2 separate regions of the Homo sapiens genome follow, and region 2 is linked to region 1. A link is an interaction called in ENCODE POLR2A ChIA-PET data of the cell type or tissue named here. Cell type or tissue: Caco-2. All regions are shown on one strand.

Region 1 (2,500 bases):
AGGTCCCTGTTCCAAGGGCAGCCTGAGCATCAGCAGGACTCACCTGAAGGCGGGGAGAGATTGGGGATCCCACAGGAAAGCACCTCTACTGTCCTTTCATTCAGTATTTTTGGAGTCCCTGGTACCGTCTCTGTCCTTGGCACCATCCTCAACTTTTTGGATACAGGGGTGAGTGAGCCCCTGCCTTCCCATGGTTTCTCATCTCCAGAGGACCAAATGCTTGGAATTCTAAGCACTGGAGGCCACTTCCTAAGGATCAAGGGCACTATTGCATGAAATAAATAATTGGTTTAATGTGATGGTCACCGTGCCTGGCTCACAGGAAGCACTCAGTGAATGGCAGCTATGTCCACTGACTAGCTGTGATCTTGAACAAGTTATTTAACATCTTCGAGCCTCAGTTTTCTCATCCTTCAAATGGAATGATAGTACCTACCTCATAGTGTGGTTGTGAGGATCAAATGAAATAATGTTCAAAAATTGCTTTAAAATGTACCTGATCCAATAAGTAAAAGCTTACTGTAAAGTAAAATGTACCTGATCTAATAACTAAAAGCTTATTGTTATTAGTTTTATTGTGCTATTTAGAACCTGAAAGAAGCATAATTCTGGACCCTGTGCTTCTTGCAAGGTTTAGGGGATGAAGGGGTGGTTTTTACCTGGCCTTGGTGTCTCTGAGAACCGGGTTGGCATGGAGGAATCATTAATCAGCCAGTGGGGATGAGAAAGCTGGTCCAGTCTGTTAGCATATTTAAAAGCCTCTCCGGTGTAAAATCCCTTTCTTGTAAATAAAATCGCCAAAACGTCCCCACATGGGGGTATCAAGATGCCGTGAACCCCGTTCTTGCTTTCAGGGCTTGTACAGCCTGGTGAGAAACAGAAAAGGGAAATGGTGGTGAATATAATAAAATATAACCTGGCTACTAGCTGAGTTAAAGGTATGTGCACCATAAATATTTATTTTTACAAAGGTTTCCATCTCCCGGGAGGAGCCCTTTCATTCCCTTTCACCTTCTCTGGATGTAATGAATTTGGCATAATCCTACCAATTCACCTTACCTATAAATCAGACTTTAATCATCTCCGTTTCATTTCAGTGTAGTCCTTCTTCTAGGGCGGCGTTTGGGAGCAAAATATATCTGGACAAGACTTTCTCCAGAGGGTCATATTATACCAAGGAAATGAATTCCCTGTCTCAAGCTCATAAACCGCAAAAATAAAGCCAGCATTCTGGCTGAAGGCGGAGGAAACCAGACGCGCACACAGAAAACCCTCCTTCTGCGGGAAGCGCTGGGCGGAGCTGATTTGCATTTACCTTCACGCAGGCCTGGGTTCCGCAGGAGGCCTAGAGCGTTCCGGCAGCGCGCCCGCCCGCCCGCCGCGGTCGTGCGCAGCCACTCAACCCGGTGGATGCTAGCGTGTGACGGGCTGCAGGGCCCTGCCGCTGCTCACTAAGCTCCCCCGTCTCCTTTCATAAGGAGCACCATCCCTTCACTTCTATCCATCAGGCTGCTTGCAAAAGGAGCTAACCCGGGCATGTGGGATTCCAAGGAACTGAACATTCCGCCAGTGGCTCTGGGGTTTGGTGAAGAGGGAAAGTCGAGGGACAAATCTTGGGTAAGCCACAGTGTTCGGTGAGCTTCCTCCTTCCCACGACCAACATACAGATAGGTGTAATGAAGTTAAAATGCCAGCAAGAGAAACAACACCTGGAAGGAGTCCAGAGCACAGGGGTGCGCACTTGATCCTGAAGCAAGGCTCACACCTGGGCTCACCACTTACCAGCTTTTTGCTCTTAGGCAATTCCTTATCTCTTTGTGTGTGTGTCCTCACCTCTAAAACAAGTATGCTAATAGTGCCACCATCTACTGGGTGCTGTGGGGGTTAAATGAGTCAAGGCTCACAGGACCCAGTGCTCCATCGCCCAGGCTGGAGTGCAGTGGCACAATCAAAGCTCACGGCAGCTTCTAACCTGCAGCCTCAAACTCCTGGGCTCAAGCGATTCTCCCGCCTCACCCTCCCGCGATTGTTTTTCTCAGAGCAGGCCAACAAGGAGAGGCAATCCTAAAGCCCACTTCTTTTTCCCTCCCCATGAATATGAAGGTTGACTTTGGACATGTACAGAAGCCTTCCAGTCCTAACTCAGAAAGCTATGTCCTTCCAGCCACCAGCCCTTTGCTGGGCATACAGCCAGCACACAGCAGTGACATCTCCCTGGAATCACAGCACTCAGAGCAATGCCCTATTTCAGCAAATTATTGCATGGGTTTCTGCTCAACCTTGTAGAACATCCTCCAGCCATGGCTTGTCCATTTCCCTGAAACTCCTCTTTATTGAGTGTTTGGGGTGTTTAAGGGTTAACCAGCCCAATGGTCCCCCAACTTGTTTGAGCCAGGGTCCCTTTGTTCAAATGGAAATCTTAAATGCAATTCCAAGATACACAGGAATTGGGGAGTATGGTGGCCAAAGGGGCTTTAGTTGCATCTGCAACGTTCTAATT
Region 2 (2,500 bases), 120 kb after region 1:
GCTGGGATAACAGGCATGAGCCACTGTGCCTGGCCCAGTGTTCTTAAATTCCTTGTTTTATTGTTAGATTTATGAACCAACATATTGGATTTGTGTGTCTGTGACTTGAATTAAGAGCCCAGTAGAACTGGCTTTCAAAAGAAGGAAGTAATACTGTTTTCATTCTGGCTCTTCGGTGTGTAAGTACGGTTTCAAATGTAAAAACTTCCCCAAGAGTGACTTATGTGTAAACTATGGATAATCAGCTCTCCATTTTATGATGACTTGCATAATTCAAAGTTGTAGATTGGGGCTGCTCTTTCTCAGGGATACTAGTATTTTGGGCAGGGTATGCATTGCTACGGAAGCTGTCCTGTGCATTATAGGATGTTGACAACACTCTGTCTACCCACTAGACCCCAGTGATACCCTCTTCCCAGCAAATATGACAACCAAAAAGTGTCCCTAGACATTGTCACATGCTGTCTCTGAGGAACAAAACTGTCCTCAGTTAAGAACTACTATAGATAGGCCGGGAGTGGTGGCACACGCCTGTAGTCCCAGCACTTTGGGAGGCTGAGGCGGGTGAATCACAAGGTCAGGCATTCGAGACCAGCCTGGCCAACATAGTGAAACCCCGTATCTACTAAAAATACAAAAAATTAGCCGGGCATGGTGGCAGGCACCTATAATCTAAGCTACTCAGGATACTGAGGCAGGAGAATCGCTTGAACCTGGAAGGCAGAGGTTGCAGTGAGCTGAGATCGTGCCATTCCACTCCAGCCCAGGCAACAGTGTGAGACTATCTCAAAAAAAAATTTTTTTTCTTTAAAAAAAAAAACTAGATAAATTGTTTTTTGTTTGTTTGTTTTTTGAGATGGAGTTTTGCTCTTGTTGCCCAGGCTGGAGTGCAATGGCGTGATCTTGGCTCACTGCAACCTCCACCTCCTGGGTTCAAGTGATTCTCCTGCCTCAGCCTCCCAAATAGCTGGGATTACAGGTGCCCACCACCACGCCTGGCTAATTTTTTGTATTTTTAGTATAGACAGGCTTTCACCATGTTGGCCAGGCTGTTCTTGAACTCCTGACCTCAGGTGATCCGCCCACCTTGGCCTCCCAAAGTGCTGGGATTACAGGCATGAGCTACCACGCCCAACTGTTTTGTTTTTGTTTTGAGACGGAGTCTTGCTCTGTTGCCCAGGCTGGAGTGCAATGGTGCAATCTTGGCTCACTGCAACCTCCGCCTCCAGGGCTCAAGTGATTCTCCTGCCTCAGCCTCCCAAGTAGCTTGGATTGTTAAAATGAGTATTACCATTTATATTCTAAACTTAATTTTGACAGGAATAAAATTGACCAGTTTCACTGTTTGACATGTGTTCTGCTTTTGAACATTATCAAATACAGGCACTCAATATCTAGGAGGCCAGAAAGAAACTAAAGAAAGGGTGTCAACAGTTTAAATAAACTCTGGGTAAATGAATTATTCAACTGCTAGCTCAGTGCTGACGGTATGGTAGGTATGTTTGTGTGCGTATATGTGTGTTTAGTAGGCATATAAGGAAATACAGGTATTTGAACATCTGAGATTTCTTGTACCAAGTGGTGCTTCTTGTTGCCCATATTGCAAAAGATAACTTGGCACACCTCTTTTGTGTGAAAACAGGTTAGGTTTCTTTGGAATTAACGTTGTTTGAAAGCTTTAAGTAAATAGCCAGAATGTACAAGTTGTTCCTAGGTTGTCCAGTGTCTGAGTCAGGTCGCTGAAGAGACTGTTATAATAAAGGTCTTTAATTAGCTGAAGTGGTAAGCTACTAGGTTTTGTTCTTGGTACCCATTTATTTTTTGTAACATGTATACTTCTCTTTATAAGCAAGAATTTTTCTAATTGCAAGCTCTGAGGCCCTTTTCTTTTTCTTTCTTTCTTTCTTTTTTGAGACAGGGTCTCACTCTGACCCAGGCTGGAGTGCAGTGGTGCAATCTTGGCTCACTGCAACCCCTGCCCCTACCAGGTCCACACAATTCTCCCGCCTCAGCCTCCCAAGTAGCCGGGACTATAGGCATTACCACGCCTGGCTAATTGTTGTATTTTTTGTTTTGTAGAGTCGGAGTTTCACCGTGTTGTCCAGGCTGCTCTCGAACTCCTGGGCTCAAGTGAGCCGTCTGCCTCGGCCTCCCAAAGTGCTGGGATTACAGGCTTGAGCTACCATGGCCGGAGGCCCTTTTCATAGATCTTGTACATTCCTTGTGGCCCCAGTTTGAGTTAAAAGAGGGGAGGCTGTTATACAGGACTAGGGACGTAGATTTTTCAGTTTATTAGTGCCTTGGGGTGATTATCAGCCTTCCACAAGTGAAAAAACATTTAAGAAGGAAAATATTTTATTCAGTTATAAGTAGATTGGCAGGAATTCTTGTTTCTGAAGATATTAAAACATTCTACCTTTTAAGTCTTCTGAAATGAAAAATTGTAATGCTTCTCTTGAATAGCTCACCTGAGTCTTAAGAGAATCATATGTTGTTGTTA

The links. Peaks named below come from ENCODE experiments on the same cell type or tissue, not always from the same donor. Only the 100,000 strongest peaks of a DNase experiment are listed, where the experiment ranks them.
Region 2: POLR2A ChIA-PET joins it to region 1 with 10 read pairs; 4 of 35 experiments call an interaction of 5 or more read pairs at or near these places.

Annotation. Positions count from the first base shown.
Region 1 is chr5:159,309,574-159,312,073 of GRCh38, reverse strand. It overlaps LOC105377683 (a long non-coding RNA gene), which reads right to left and starts at 1,252. Exons shown (of 3, transcript XR_941138.3): 1 at 1,060-1,252; 2 at 660-866. In Caco-2, no CTCF peak of the experiment used is centred here; no DNase peak of the experiment used is centred here; H3K4me3 peaks cover 568 bases.
Region 2 is chr5:159,185,636-159,188,135 of GRCh38, reverse strand. The region is part of intron 3 of RNF145 (ring finger protein 145); the gene reads left to right. Among named protein-coding and RNA genes, the nearest start is that of RNF145, 23 kb to the left of the region's middle. In Caco-2, no CTCF peak of the experiment used is centred here; no DNase peak of the experiment used is centred here.